2 separate regions of the Mus musculus genome follow, and region 2 is linked to region 1. The links are chromatin loops, found by intact Hi-C in ENCODE. Cell type or tissue: gastrocnemius. All regions are shown on one strand.

Region 1 (8,000 bases):
ATAATTAAAATTCTGATTTTTATTTTCAAATATGCTATGAATATTTCCATATTTTATACTTGAAACTAAATATTAAGTGCCCTTTCTTATCCCAGAAATTTATATTCTACCTCTTCTACTGCTACAAATACTTCTAGTGGAGTTTAGTGAATGTTCTAGATGCTCCAGTCATGAAGTGCACTGCATTGGATGATAAACCACTTCTTTTGTGAACGTATCTTCTCATTGCTTAAGAGAGAAGGTTTAAGCTTTGACTCTATGGTCCCAGATGACTAATTTTTAATAAATTAAATCATGAACAGGTTACCAAAGGGCCTGTTAGTTTTTAGACAATCAAGATAGTTTTTTTAGTAAATTTCTTTTTTATTTCAGTTGGTACTATTTCTCAGTTACAAGAATATGTGGGAATTGAATATAGCAGCAACGTGCTGGGACACCACACAGTTCCCTGATGCTTAGCAGTCTAAACCCTGGCTTCATGAAGAACTTCTCTTGTTTCAGTTTTGAATGTGCTGAACAGCACGCCTTCAGCCTTTGCTCAAAGTTGTCAGGAGGATAATGGCATCATTATTGACATGGTCATTAGTTAACATTTAGTGAGTGCCAATAAAGTTTTTGAGTGTCCTAAACACACCAAAACATTGAAACAAGTAGATTGTACCTTACAGAAAAATCTGTATTTATATTGAAATGAATGTATTAAAATATATGTAAACACTTTGTATTATAAAGTAGCTTATAATTTGTTTCTGTAAATAAAATACTACAACAAGCTATGTTTGTACACATACTTATATACTATATATATATATATATATATATATATATATATATATACATTTACACATTTTTATGCCCCTCTCATATTCACATACATATACATATGTGTGTACATGCATATGTGTTTAGATATGGATATATATATGTGTGTGTGTGTGTGTGTGTGTGTGTGTGTGTGTGTGTGTATGCATTTATATATACTAAAAGGGATCTCTAAGAGATTTAGTAAGCTCTTGGAAGTTATATAAATGAAATCATAAAAATGCTTTAGTTAATATTTTCACTAAAAAGTTACTCAGGGGCCAGGGAGGTGGGGGTGGGTGGATGGGTAGAGAAACACCCTCATAGAAGCAGGAGGAGGGAGGATGGGATTTCAGGGAGAAACCAGGAAAAGGGATAACATTTGAAATGTAAATAAAGAAAATATCCAATTAAAAAAAGAAGAAGAAGAAGGGTCAGAAACAGAAAACTCATAAACAAACAGAAAGAACCTGAATTCAGTGGGCAGTTGTTGTCACCTCCCATTACTGAGAAGCACAAGAAGGAACTACCCAGGTTCAGAGGCCAGTGTGGGGCTGTGGCACGCTGTGGTTACAATAGCAAGACAGGGTGACTTAGCCTTTTCATCACCTGACAGGGACATTGAACATTGAAGGAATGTGAAGAGCATGGAATCTTCAAAGATCAAGAAAGAATTGCGAGGTTTTGAAGAAGCTATTGGCTCTCTGTTCCTCTTTTGTAGAACCAAACTTTGAAAGGAAGGAGTCAAAAAAAAAGAGGAACCCCGAAACCCTGAGACCCCTGTCTCTACCCTGGCTCACAGGTGGCCAAAGGCAGCTTTACCAAATTTTAGATTTCTAAGCATTTGTCAAGAGTCAGCCTCCTTCTCACAAAAGGATTTTATTAGAAAGGACAGGGGACAACGGGTAGTGCCCCCATTCTTTTTGCTTTGGGTCTGTGTAAAGTTTAAGCAATATTGTCTAAACGTCTATGTGATGTTTGTGTTGATGCATCCACTTGCACATACCCTTGGAGACAGAGATCGGGGCAGGCATCTGGTGTCCTGCTCCATCTCTTGACACAGATTCTCACTGTGTGCTGGCAAACTTTGGAAGTCCCCCTTTCCTTGTTCCTCCACAAAACCATGGTTACGGGCACCCACATAACCGTGTCCAACTTTCTGTGTTAGTCCTGTGAACGCCTCTATTTGCAGAACAAGTGTTACACCCACAACCCTGAGTAACTTTAATGAAAACGTTAAGTGTTTTGATTTGCTCTATGTTTAAGCTCATACTTCAATAGTAATTTAGCTGTATTTTTCCTCACATCTCTCATTTGAGGGTAGTTAATACTAGTCTAGCCTTGAACGATCAGCTAATCTCGGGCTTTCTGTGGGACTGAAAAATTTAAAGACCACAAGACATGGTCAGTCTTGGTGTTGCTTGATCTGAGGCTACAGCCTAGCCACAGGGACCTCCCTGAGGTCTAAGAGTCAGTGGGGAGTGATTGGTGATCCTTTGCTTATCAGAACTGAGGCTGGGATGAGCTAGAGAGCCTGCCATGGTTCACCCAGACTTAGAAGTTCTGTAAAGTGACCGTTGTCTTTCAATATAACAAAACAAGAAAGTCCTCAACGTTTTTTCCTTTTTAGAACGCGTTTCTAAGCTGCCACACTACTCTGCCTGTTGTTTTCTGAAAATCACACATTCATTCATTACTGTCTCATGAAGCATCATTTTGTAATTTACTGGCCGTAGCTCTTAAAACTCAGAACCTTTCTTTTATATTTGACTTACATCTGCAAAACTACTCAACTTAAGGTTACTCATTAATTTGTAATCTTAGCTCCCTGGACTGGGAGATAAATTATATTTTTCTTTGTTAGGCTTCAAGAATTCTTAGTGCTTATTATTGTTTTTCAGTTGTTACTATCTAGCTTGTTTTATCTTATTTGAAACAGTTACATATTTAAAAAAAGAAAGAAAGAAAATTTCACCTTAAAAATATTAGGCTGAAGGGCGGGTATTTAAGTCAGTGACTGAAGCCATGACTAACATCTGTGAGGTCTCAATTTCAGTTCCCAGCACTTGGGGGGAAAAATCAATTGATGTTTCTTTTAAAAGTATATTTTAATTTGAAAATCTCATTTAATGACCTAATAACTGAGTCATTTTGTGTTTTCAATCTATAAAGTGTCTGCTTATGTCATTGTCCCCACGTGGAAACATAGCTAGCCAGTATCAGATGGGAAACCGTGATGCCTGGAAAAAATTTGTTCAGTTATTTGTTGTTGTTGCTGTTACTGTTGCTGTTGTTGTTGTTGGGTTGCATAGATATTCCACTTTGGCCTATGAATAGAATGGAAATAGAATGTACTAAAAACAGACAAAAGTGTCAAGTGAAAATGCTTATTAGAATGGAAGTTATAGTACTAGCTTATTTTTGTTTTTTACAAATATTACGACGTTCTAAGGAGACCCGCTTGCTCACCTGGCATGAGAAGAATGTACTGGTTTTGAAATAGTTAATGCCTGTCACATCATCCCTACCATAAAAGGAAAAGGACAGATGCCTATAACCTAAGTGGGCCCCAGAGCTTCTTCTCCCCGAAAGTGTGATGATGGACAATTACTAGCCCTTAGAGTTCATTCTCCAGGTGGCAAAACTAATTTGGGGGGAATAGAATAATACAGGCAAAAATCTTAGCCATGTGGTCAGACTTCTTTCTGCAAATGTGTTATTTGTCTTCCAGCAATATTTAACTTCTGAGTGCCTCCACTCCTCTTTGGCACCGGGTCAGAGATCATCTCCGCCTCACAGCATCACTGAGTGGATTAAGTGGGGTTATCCTGTGAAGCACTTAGAAGATGGCCAGGGACATTGCTAGTACACCTAGGTCTTAAATAATGATATTTAAGTATACACTCTAACAAACCAGTTTGCATTACTGTGTGATACCTGATTGCAAGCGTTGAGAGTCTGCTGAGAACAATTCCAGCCGAAAGGGTTCTGGGAAGGCTCACAAATGACCTTAGGAGAGAGATCTGGTCCCTTCTACACAAAGGTGCTTCAAGGACATTGCCTCCATCACAGGAAGTCCCAGTAACTTTCCTCATGTCCCTTTGTGCTACATGGTGCCATCTTTCTGCATGCACAATTCAAATTGCTTTAAAGGAATCCTCTAGTTCTTCCTCCTACCAGGAATGAATTCTTGACCTGGGACCATCAATTCATCAAACCTTAGCAGTTCTGAAACTAATTCCATTTTTATTTTAAACATCTGCTTTAGAATTTATGAGAAATGAATCCTCTTCTCCCCAGTAATGTTTTTTTTTTTCCTACAAGGACAAGAATTCACTGGGGAAACCCTAAGTGAAGATGAATAGGATGTTAAGTGTTGCCAGTATTCCTTTTAATATGAAGCAATTGCATAATGGCCTTCTTTAAACACCCAAGTTAAAAGAGATACGTTAACGTTGCGCACATTACCACGGAGAAGCCCATTCTCTGATTTCAGGCAAGCACCATTCAAGAGCCAACCTACTATTCCAAGAGTTTACTATTTTATTCTTGCTCCAAAATGGCATCAACAGCGATGGGGTGCTTTCGGGGGACTATTGCACAGAATTTCTGCAACAAAGGGGCAGGCTCCAGGAAATGAAACGGGAGCTCTCCTCCCAGCTACACACCCCCTAATCAAACAAGCAGCTTTATGACATGCGCAAACGGAGCAGAAGTCTAAGTGACTTCGGCAGAACTAGCTTCCCCAGGATTTCCTGTCCAAAATCAGAGTGTGGAGATCCGTACTTAACTGGTTACAAATCATCTTAGTAAGCAGAGCTGCCCCGCCCCCATGTTTTTGTTTAAAAAAAAAAAAAAAGAACATACCTATCATTTGCACATTCTCTCTGGACTTCATTTGTTCCCTTTCTTTTCGTTGAATAGGTAGAAAATTAAACAAACAAACAGAAAAACCTTCCTCCGTCTATTTGCTCAGTGTGTCATTTCCCTGTGAGGTTATTTACAGGTTTCTTTAGCCTTTTTTCCTCTCCTGCCTGGTAATTACTTACTGAAAGAAATCTGCTCCTTCAGGGCAAGCTCTTCCTTTTAACCCCTTTAGCTCACTCTTCCTTGGAGGCTAGCAAGGAGTGCGCGGCTCTGCAGTGACGGGGAACCCACCTAGAGGGCCCCCTTGACGCCAGCATATCCCCTGTCAGGCAGCAGTCTGCAGCTGAGCGAGCGGGCTACTGCAGAGTTAATGTACAGTACCAGGGAGCCTGCAAGTGTCCTGCTCAGAGCTGGGGCGGCACAGCCCAGGGCAGACAAGGCGGCTGCGAGGATACCAAAGGTTCTGCCGGAAATTCGGTGTGGGGGGACTCCTGTTGCCACTGTGTTTCAAAAGCATGCAAGGTCTGTATAGCCTGGGCATGAAAATCTTGCGGATGTCAGAGCACCAGAGTAAATGACATCTAATTGGGAACTGAATTGGGGTGGTAAAGACAACAGAGAGACAAGAAAGCCAGCCGAGTAAGAAATTCTTAGACAACGTCTGCCTTGCAGCTGTGAAATTCATTTTCTTTCCAAGGCAAAAAAAAAAAAAAAAAAAAAATATTAAAAGCTCACACACGGTTTTGATAGAGGGGATTCTGCAGTGAGAGAATCGATAGCTTAGTCATTTTACTTAAAGAGAGCAGACAGCCTTATTGTGGGGTTAGGCGGCAGATGAATTTCATCACCACAGCGCCTTCTGAAGTCATGATGGGAGCCAGCACCAATCCTGTCCTGCAAAGCAGAAATTACTCATTGCCTTCCTACTTCGGCATTCGAAACCAGCAATTCTGAGATCGGGAGAAGAAGTTGCCTTGCGCTATACATGGTTTCTAGTCCCTCTGCCCAGGTCTTTGTCGGACACGTCTCAGCCTCAGACAGTAGCACTGCGTTAAAGTGACCACACAGGAATATGTTCCTAAGAAAGAAGAAAAAGCAGTATTCATCCCTAAAGGACAGCATGGCACAGCGACCTGAAGTTTTCCATTTCCCTCCTAACACTTCTTTAACAAGGATAACAAGAAACTGTCTTTTGACTCCTTTTTGTCCACATTCCATAGTCCTTTCTATGAAGATGCATTAATTCATACTCAAGACACTTGGATCTCACCAGGACAATACTCGCCATCATTTAGGAGTAGAGACTGGACTGGTTCTATTAGTGTGTTCACTGGTAGGAGCTACATGGATGGACTCATACCTGCAATACTCTGTGATGTTTCGTTCTCCAAATCCTGGAAGGGCTTTTGTTTTTGCTGTTTGTGTTCTTTTTTGGGGGGGTGATTTTTTTGGGGGGTGAAATTCATTACTTGTTGCAATAATTATCCATGATCGATGCTCAAACCAGAGTGTTGGGATTCATCTGTGAAAATCACTACATGCAACATAGGAGACGAGGAAAATATTAATGACGGAAGAGCTGCGAACATGATGCATGTGAATACCTTCCCTTTCAGAAGGCATTCCTGGATATGGTAAGTAATCAATACCTTCCAGTCTGGAAACTCAGAATTCTAAAACCCCATGGCAACAAGCAGAGCAAGGTCTGTCTTGAGTGCTCAGTATAAAGCCAAGAAGACCATTTGAGAAAGTAACGATTATGCAATTAAATTTTTCTTGTTGCTACAAAGCATCCCAAATAAGAAAGCATAGGATGTTCACAATAGCTAATAGTTCATAAACAAAAATAGACAACCTACCTAGTAAGGAACAGAAATGGTAGGACTGGAAATCTGCTTTGTCTATATTATTATTGTTGTTGTTGTTGTTATTTGAAAATGCTCTAGAAAAGGGCATACATGGATTTCTGATACCAAATATCAATTGGCCTGCATTTCCATAGAAGGTTAAGGGAAACTTTGAATGCTGACTCGATAAAAAACAAACAAACAAACAACCGTAATATCTGACCTGCTCATATTTAAGAATGCTTTAGTTATTTGAGGGTAGTCCTTCTGGGCTGAACCAATAGAATTCTGATAGATTGCTCACACATGAATCATGGAGTGGACCAACTTTACGGAACTTGCTTAGTTCTTGGATGTGTGGTCAGGTATTAAGGTTCAATTCAATGATTCAATGCATGGAGCTCTCCAGACGTGCACCATCCCATCCCGTTTCTTATTGGCATCTGTGACTGAGTGTGAAAGAGCTCACTGCTGAGGCCATTACAAGGACAAAGGTGCTTATTTTGAAAGTTGCTTGTTTTTGTGGTACCTCCGAGGGGGCGTGGATTCAATTTCTTACAGCAGAAACTTTGTGATTTATGATAAAAGCACATTACAAGGCCTTTTGTCTCCCAACATACACATGAGGTGCTGCCTCTATTGGGCCTGATTTTCAAAATATATTTCCTATGTAAACATTTTGACCAGACTCAGGATAAGTAATAGATATATAAACACAGATTTCGTAGGGGTCCATAGCTGCTTTTGTGACCAACCATCTCATTGTCTAAGACACCAGCAAAATCACCTACTGGGTTGTTACAGATGTTCTGGTTTCCAGTTAGAAATCACTTGCAGTGAATGTGGGGGTAGAGGACTCTTCTGTTACCCTTGACAGGTGCCTGTTTTGTTACAACTCTAGAGTCATGCACAGTCAGGGCTGTGGCGTATCTCCCTTCTCTGATGACCACAGTCTCTGTTCCCAAGCTCTGATGTCTATGAAAGAGGCAGAATAGCATGTCTGTAGGCCTCAGGGGCCCACTTCCAACTGCATCACCAGTGTTCCCGACTCAGGAGGGCTTTGGTGCCTGTGCCTCCCTTCCCTTGTTGGTGAGGGCCGTCTGTCAGCATAAGGATCTAGTTGTTCTTACAGAAAATGCACATCAGGAGCCCTTAATTCTAAGATTAAAAGTCCTGGAAGTAGTCCTTGCTACATAGTATGCATCTCTCCATTTTCTTCTAGTATTACAGCTCTATGGTTAAGGCCATACCTCTTAACTTTTGCTTTAAGTAAAGCAAAGGTTATTTTCCCTTTAAAGGATTAACATTCTCATTTCCAGAAGAAAGAGTACTTTGCTACAAAACAACAGCTTCTGTTTTAGCTAAGTCCTATTGCTTGAGTCCATTTGTTCATGTTGCAATAGCCAGGATATCTGTCCTCTTTGAACACATAGTAGTGTAATCACCTTTGATTTTTCATTAACCTCACCTCTACTTCTGACTGAA
Region 2 (8,000 bases), 320 kb after region 1:
GGTCTCTCCATTCCCAGTCTTGAAACAGTTACTGAGGGAATCGTACTTGCAGGAGCTGAATCTGGCTGAACGTTGTCTTTGAGATGGCCCTTCTCTGTATTTAAGTGCTGTACGTAAGAAGGTTTGCTTTTAGAGACTCTCAGTCTCTTGTCTATATTTCAGGCTCTTTAGTTCCGAAACAGTGAGAGTGGAAAATAGTGTGGTAAGGACCACAGAGGTGAGGGTAAGGTGACCAGGTGTGGAGGATGAGAGCACTGTCATTTTCCTTGTCAACACACGCCACTGAGCCTGTCCTGCAGATCCCCAGTAGAGCTGGCCCAGGAGCCAGCAGGGCCTTCTCTTTCGAGATTGAGAGGTGGGCCTCCCTGTGGCCACAGGCATGGCTTTTACTTCACTCTGGTGACCAGGATAAGGGAACAGACATAGAGCACCTTCCACATCAGAAGACTAGTGTAACACTAACTTCCACACTGACCTGCAGTGGCTTATTCTGTCTGTTCTGGAAGTTTCTGCACGTGTTTCTAGGTACCAGACTGCTTGCCACAGAGGTGGTCTTCATCATTAGCCCATTGGAAATATCATCTCTCTGCTCCTTGTACCACAAGCTTTATAGGTGCCGGTTTGGGGACATGGATTGCTCAGGAATAAGCTGACAGTTCAAATGAACTATTCTCAGTGAAGTTTATGTCAAGGAAATGTGTGTGTAAAATAACTACATTCATTTAATTAAAAAATAAATTTTTTTCTGAAGTGGGTGTGGCAATGCTCATTAGAAATCCCAGCACTAACAGGCTCAAGGTGAGAATATTACAGGTTCAACATCAGCCTGGTATACCAAGGAAAAACTCTATCTTTCAAGATAAGTGAAATGAAATGATTGAAATAAATAAAATAGGTTGTGACTGGCTAGATAAAGAAATAAACACTGAGATTTAAGACATCCGTTCTTCAATTTATGGGTGCTGGGAAATATTGCAAAGAGTCCCAGGTCCTAGCTTCCCACTTTCTTCCAAGAAGAATGCTGCATGACTTCTTGGGTTTCCCTGCTTCTCCAAGACATGTCACACTGACACCTTGCTCCTGTATCCCTAGTCTAGTGGAGCTGACGTTACCCTAGCAACAGCACCCACAGGGTAACATTCCCCTGTAAGTACAGTGGCTGGAACATGAGTCCGTTGAAAAGTTTCGTAGGGCTTTTTATTACTGGATGATGCACTCCTGTGTTATGTTTGACTCCTGGCCTATCCAAGGCTTACACATGACCGTACAGATCACTTGATGCTCACCTACAAATGTTGGATGGCCCAGGGTTCTCTCTCCCAGAAGCCTGTTCTGTAGCTGGTCCTTTGCACGGCATTCCTGGCTAACATCTACAATGGGAGGTGTAGAGAAAGGTGCAGACCCAGAGCTGAGACCCCTTTTCTACTTAGAGCACATCCTTTGTGCCTAAAAAGGCAACGTTGACACTGGTTGGTAACCAAGGAGACTCTCTTTTGTCCAAGGGAGATGGACAATGGTTAGCATCCGGGAAGATGTGTTTTCAACCCAGAGGCTGGGAAGGAAATGTACTGAAGATAAAGATGGAGTTACTGTAATTCCCAATGGGATTTGCTTGCAGTGGGATGTACCATTTAATATTGCTCAAACGTGGTCAGAGAACTACGGGAGCCTTCTAACACTGCCTCTGGTTTGTCTTGCAGACATGGAGATGACTTGATTGTGACCCCGTTTGCTCAGGTAAGCCAACCTGGGAGCATGTAGGCTTCTTAAAGATTTACACAGTTGATGTGCAGATCTTATTATGATTCTCAATACGACTTTATTACATACACCTATGTGACTGCCAATTGTTTGGCTCATTCGAGTAATTAAAAGGCAGTGCTGGAGAATGTAACCTTAGCCCTACAGAGGTGCTTTGTGTAAGGCTGTTAGGCCCGAGGAGTGTCTGTACTTTCAAGTAACAAGTTATCTAAGGGAGATAGTACGTATGCAGCGGGCCCTTATTTCCCTAAACTGGAATTAGCACCAGAAGGAGACTATATCATGGATTAAATTACATCTAGTATAATTAGTACATGCTCTGGGTTTGAAATTCAATAATGCCATTCAACCTGATATGTTATTTACTCCTCTTTCACATGTGTTATTTATACAAAGATTTAACTGGGCAACATGTTTGCGTTCTTCATGCATAAGAGAAGAAACTATTTCAACTCCGTGGCATAGATGTGAGATGATAAAATGACTTAAAGTGTTTTGGAATGTGTACAGAATGGTTAAGGACCAAATGTTTTGTGGAGTGAAATGGGACCTTGAATACCTTGGGTAGATCTACTTATTAGAACAGAGCCTACAGAATCCATCTGTTATTGAACATCTTGGGTAGGTTTACTTATCAGAACAGAGCCTGCAGAATCCATCTATTATTCAAATGTCCAAATCATAACCAGATTTAGGTACTAGCTAACATCTAAACTCTTTTATTAGTCTTAAGTTTTGAACTTTTTGAACTTCTATAAAAGCTCAGAGGCACCCCAGTCCACAGGAAAAAAAAATGTGCCAGCTTTAATTAGTTTGTACGTTTTACCTTAGAATGATTCTGCTCTGTGCTCAAATCTTTCAGTGTGTTCTCTTAGACATGAAGGAATCCTCTTTAGCTGTCCCTCATGTCCACTGCTCATCTCTTCCTGTTGAACATAGCAACAATTTAGCCAGAGTCCTTAGGGCTGATGAACAGAAATGAGTAAAAGCTGTGCAGGGGAGCTGGCTCGCCAGTCAGCTGCTTATTTTCCACTGCCCCACTGGTTTTGACTGCTTTCTAAAACCTAAAACTGGTAACAAGCGTTCAAACCCTAGAAACCAGCATCCTTGTCCCCTTTGGAGGCAGGAGATATGTCTGCTCTGAAAACAAGAACAATTGTGTTGTCTTTCTTGTTCCAAACTATGACAGTTAGTTTCGGGGGGTGGGGGTGGGGAGGGGGAATACAGTGGCTATTTTTACCACAACAGAGAATTAGTGCTCCGTTAGGAATAGGCCATCACCAATATAGTTTTAAGCTCCTGTATATCCCTTCCTGTTCCACCCCAATAGCAGTAATCTTGTGGCCAAGTTCATTGATTACATGGGGCAATGGGGAAAGTTCATTGTCTTTCGTTTGCTTTTTATTCCACTTTTATAAAACAAACAAATCAACAAACAAAACACAACTTGTGTGTCACCAGAATGAATTACAGCTAGCAACCTTCTACATAGATCCATTCTTACTAGACCGTGTCATTATGAAATCACCCAGAACTTTCTGACACAGAGAAGCAATCACTTCATGCATTTTAATAGAAGTATAACTTGGAAAGAGATTTGATTTTCAACAGAGGAAACGTTTTTTTATCCTGTAAATAATTTTCCACTAATTGTTTTGGTTTTGTTTTTTTCCTGAAGTGACTCCTAAGAGTCTTTGACCTCACAAAGACAAACCATAGCCTCCGCTCCCTGTATGTCACAGCCTGTGCTGTACTGCCACCCAGTGGCATCGGCTGTGCGTAGCCTGGCCAAAAAAAAAAAAATAATAATAATAATAAATCCAAAAACATTTTACTCATTCACTTTAACTGTTTAATGAAGCCAGCATAATTTTTTTTCCTGCCAACATCAGTGAATCCTATTGGCTAAGAAATGTTTGAAAGCACCCCGAAGAACATGAGAATTGTGTGTGTGGATATTCCCATGCTGTGGCCTAATCCATAAACAATATTTTCCTGGAGTGTTAGCACTGCTCATTGTCAAGATTTAGAATTTTTTCATCATTCCTTTGTTTGTTACTGTAAGCGATTACACACTTACTGGAGGTGGCTGAAGAGAAAGCAATGCCTTTAACTGTTAAGCCTAAGCCGTCTGGAAGAAAATGTAGAGATCCTTTAATAATAAGCTTTAAAGAGGCAAGAGAATTCTGGCTGTAGCTTCTAATGCTAGCCTGAGTCTATGCAGAGAGCTGCCCTGGAACACAAGAGAATCTAGGAACTTGACCCTTCACCCAGGGGCTCTGATAAACCCTTTTCCTCTTTTTCCTCTTCCTCTCTCAAGGCTTGCTTCCCTCCCGGGCGTGTCCTGAGGGACATTTCTATGAAGAATGTCTCTTAGTCACCCAGGCTCAGGGCAACATCATGTGTGACAGATTCATCTGAGAAATGTCTATTTACGCTTCTGCCAGGATCATATGTAGCTTACAGAGTGGAAGATATTTTTAACGTTTAAGTAGAGAACCATCTTTATCCTGCCACAAACCAAAACAGAGTTCTAGTACTCACATCTGTGTGTCTTCAGTGGCATTTACTACAACAGAGTACACAACTGCGTATGCAAAACTATAGGCTAAAAGTCAGCAGGCCAAAGGCCGGCAGCCAGAGCCTGGGGGAGGTTGCTTTTCTCAGTCTCATTTGGAAATGTGGCATACTATATATGCAGTAATATCTAAAGCAGAAATAATAATAGTAAACGAAAGTTAAGAAACAGAATAGTGTCAATGCTTCAAGTACTGCTTAACTGTCCCGCCCCCATCCATCCATCTGTCGGTCTCATTCCATTTGTCTGTCCGCCGAAATAGCAATCATTTGATTTTATCCAGATTATGGAATACAGTACAATTTACTTGACAACATTTTTGTTGTTGCTTAAATTCTTCAATAGCCAAAAGATAGGAATTATTTAAAATAAGTGTATAAAATGTGCATACTAAACCCCCCAAAATTCAGTTTAATATCTTACCAGTAAAACAAAGTTTAAAAACTGACCTACAGTTGAGGTATGGTCGTAAGCATCTTTAGTCCCAGCAACCCAGGAGTGGGGCAGGCAGATCTCTAAATTGGAGGCGAGTAGAGTCTATATAGTGAATGCTAAGCCAGCCAGGGCCATACAGTGAGCCCCATCTCAAAGCAAAACAACTCTTTCTACAGAAAAAATTTCATTCATAAATTAATGTCTTCCTGAATGGGCTATTTTTTTCAAATGATTATAAACTATGAATTACCTGAAAAACTTTTCCTACGGAAATGAACTATTAAATTACTACTTCTACCACCCAATGTCCAGACGCTGTTGGGTAATCACAAAAGTGTTTTGTATTAAAGATCTCAAAATTCTGAGGCTAAAAAATCTTCATCTAGAATAGGGAGTAGCCGGCTGAGGCAGGAGTTGTATTTAAATACTTTATTGACATGTTTGCTCTTCACATCTTAGAACACAAATTAAGTTGTCGTGATTTCACGACTGGATCGTTAATTTTTTTATTTCTGCATCATTCAGAATTTCATGCCTCATGAAAGACACTATGGCCTGACGTCAGCAGCTAGCTATTTGGATACTTCGTCACAGGCGGTGTGACCTTTCGGAGTTGTGAGTGATAATGAGCCAGGTTTTCCAGTGACTGGCTGGCTTACTCGGAGGTTCTATGAACTCCTTCAGGGGGACTGCTGAAGGTCACCATGGCTGCAGAGCATAAACAGCTTCCTTTTGACTTGCACAAGTTCCCGTCAGCTTCGAGAAAACAAACACCCGAGACACAGAGTGACTTTCGTCTGGACCACTGTCCGATGAAGAAACTCAGGGCACAGTTCTCAAACCCCTAGGTCAATTAGAAAACGGAGGATTCTGTATATTGCCACTAATAAGCATTCAGCAAACTTCCTATGGGCCAGATAAGTCAATGGAAGTTTCCATAATAAACACATGGTCACCACATACTTTTTGCTTAAGCTATGTCATTGGCATTAACCTGGAGTAGTTTCTTTCTGTTAACTGTTCAAGCAACCCTAATTAATGGGCAGATAGCACTCTCTTTTACACAGAAGGTGTCATACCAAGTGTGTGCATCTAACTCATGACTTATACCAAGACATGTGAAGTCTTTGTTTTTGTTTTTGTTTTTCGAGACAGGGTTTCTCTGTATAGCCCTGGCTGTCCTGGAACTCACTTTGTAAACCAGGCTGGCCTCGAACTCAGAAATCTGTCTGCCTCTGCCTCCCAAGTGACACGTGAAGTCTTTTTTTTTTTTTTTTTTTCACATATTAAGAAGGTTTTATTTATTTTTTCTTTTTCTTTTTTTTTTTTTTAATTTTTTTCCATTTTTTATTAGGTATTTAACTCATTTACATTTCCAATGCTATACCAAAAGTCCCCCATATCCACCCACCCCCACTCCCCTGCCCACCCACTCCCCCTTTTTGGCCCTGGTGTTCCCCTGTACTGGGGCATATAAAGTTTGCAAGTCCAATGGGCCTCTCTTTCCAGTGATGGCCGACTAGGCCATCTTTTGATATATATGCAGCTAGAGTCAAGAGCTCCGGGGTACTGGTTAGTTCATAATGTTGTTCCACCTATAGGGTTGCAGATCCCTTTAGCTCCTTGGCTACTTTCTCTAGCTCCTCCATTGGGAGCCCTATGATCCATCCATTAGCTGACTGTGAGCATCCACTTCTGTGTTTGCTAGGCCCCGGCATAGTCTCACAAGAGACAGCTACATCTGGGTCCTTTCAATAAAATCTTGCTAGTGTATGCAATGGTGTCAGCGTTTGGATGCTGATTATGGGGTGGATCCCTGGATATGGCAGTCTCTACATGGTCCATCCTTTCATCTCAGCTCCAAACTTTGTCTCTGTAACTCCTTCCATGGGTGTTTTGTTCCCAAATCTAAGGAGGGGCATAGTGTCCACACTTCAGTCTTCATTCTTCTTGAGTTTCATGTGTTTAGCAAATTATATCTTATATCTTGGGTATCCTAGGTTTGGGGCTAATATCCACTTATCAGTGAATACATATTGTGTGAGTTTCTTTGTGAATGTGTTACCTCACTCAGGATGATGCCCTCCAGGCCCATCCATTTGGCTAGGAATTTCATAAATTCATTCTTTTTAATAGCTGAGTAGTACTCCATTGTGTAGATGTACCACATTTTCTGTATCCATTCCTCTGTTGAGGGGCATCTAGGTTCTTTCCAGCTTCTGGCTATTATAAATAAGGCTGCTATGAACATAGTGGAGCATGTGTCCTTCTTATCTGTTGGGGCATCTTCTGGATATATGCCCAGGAGAGGTATTGCTGGATCCTCCGGTAGTACTATGTCCAGTTTTCTGAGGAACCGCCAGACTGATTTCCAGAGTGGTTGTACAAGCCTGCACTCCCACCAACAATGGAGGAGTGTTCCTCTTTCTCCACATCCACGCCAGCATCTGCTGTCACCTGAATTTTTGATCTTAGCCATTCTGACTGGTGTGAGGTGGAATCTCAGGGTTGTTTTGATTTGCATTTCCCTGATGATTAAAGATGTTGAACATTTTTTCAAGTGCTTCTCTGCCATTCGGTATTCCTCAGGTGAGAATTCTTTGTTCAGTTCTGAGCCCCATTTTTTAATGGGGTTATTTGATTTTCTGAAGTCCACCTTCTTGAGTTCTTTATATATGTTGGATATTAGTCCCCTATCTGATTTAGGATAGGTAAAGATCCTTTCCCAATCTGTTGGTGGTCTTTTTGTCTTATTGACGGTGTCTTTTGCCTTGCAGAAACTTTGGAGTTTCATTAGGTCCCATTTGTCGATTCTCGATCTTACAGCACAAGCCATTGCTGTTCTGTTCAGGAATTTTTCCCCTGTGCCCATATCTTCAAGGCTTTTCCCCACTTTCTCCTCTATAAGTTTCAGTGTCTCTGGTTTTATGTGAAGTTCCTTGATCCACTTAGATTTGACCTTAGTACAAGGAGATAAGTATGGATCGATTCGCATTCTTCTACACGATAACAACCAGTTGTGCCAGCACCAATTGTTGAAAATGCTGTCTTTCTTCCACTGGATGGTTTTAGCTCCCTTGTCGAAGATCAAGTGACCATAGGTGTGTGGGTTCATTTCTGGGTCTTCAATTCTATTCCATTGGTCTACTTGTCTGTCTCTATACCAGTACCATGCAGTTTTTATCACAATTGCTCTGTAGTAAAGCTTTAGGTCTGGCATGGTGAT

Evidence for each region. A loop is a pair of places that touch in the nucleus more often than their neighbours do. Peaks named below come from ENCODE experiments on the same cell type or tissue, not always from the same donor. Only the 100,000 strongest peaks of a DNase experiment are listed, where the experiment ranks them.
Region 2: it touches region 1 in a loop (3-fold over the local background); 2 of 42 quality-filtered maps call a loop at or near these places.

What each region holds. Positions count from the first base shown.
Region 1 is chr13:109,436,052-109,444,051 of GRCm38, forward strand. All of the region lies in intron 3 of Pde4d (phosphodiesterase 4D, cAMP specific), which reads left to right. It overlaps Gm32703 (a long non-coding RNA gene), which reads right to left and starts at 4,960. Exons shown (of 3, transcript XR_003950566.1): 1 at 4,851-4,960. In gastrocnemius, a CTCF peak has its summit at 4,946; DNase peaks (open chromatin) are centred at 3,585, 4,436, 4,998 and 5,618; H3K4me3 peaks cover 4,375 bases; H3K27ac peaks cover 4,691 bases.
Region 2 is chr13:109,755,877-109,763,876 of GRCm38, forward strand. It overlaps Pde4d (phosphodiesterase 4D, cAMP specific), which reads left to right. Exons shown (of 17, transcript NM_011056.3): 5 at 1,701-1,737. Among named protein-coding and RNA genes, the nearest start is that of Mir1904, 140 kb to the right of the region's middle. In gastrocnemius, a CTCF peak has its summit at 3,518 (motif pointing left); a DNase peak (open chromatin) is centred at 3,506; H3K4me3 peaks cover 2,840 bases; H3K27ac peaks cover 5,830 bases.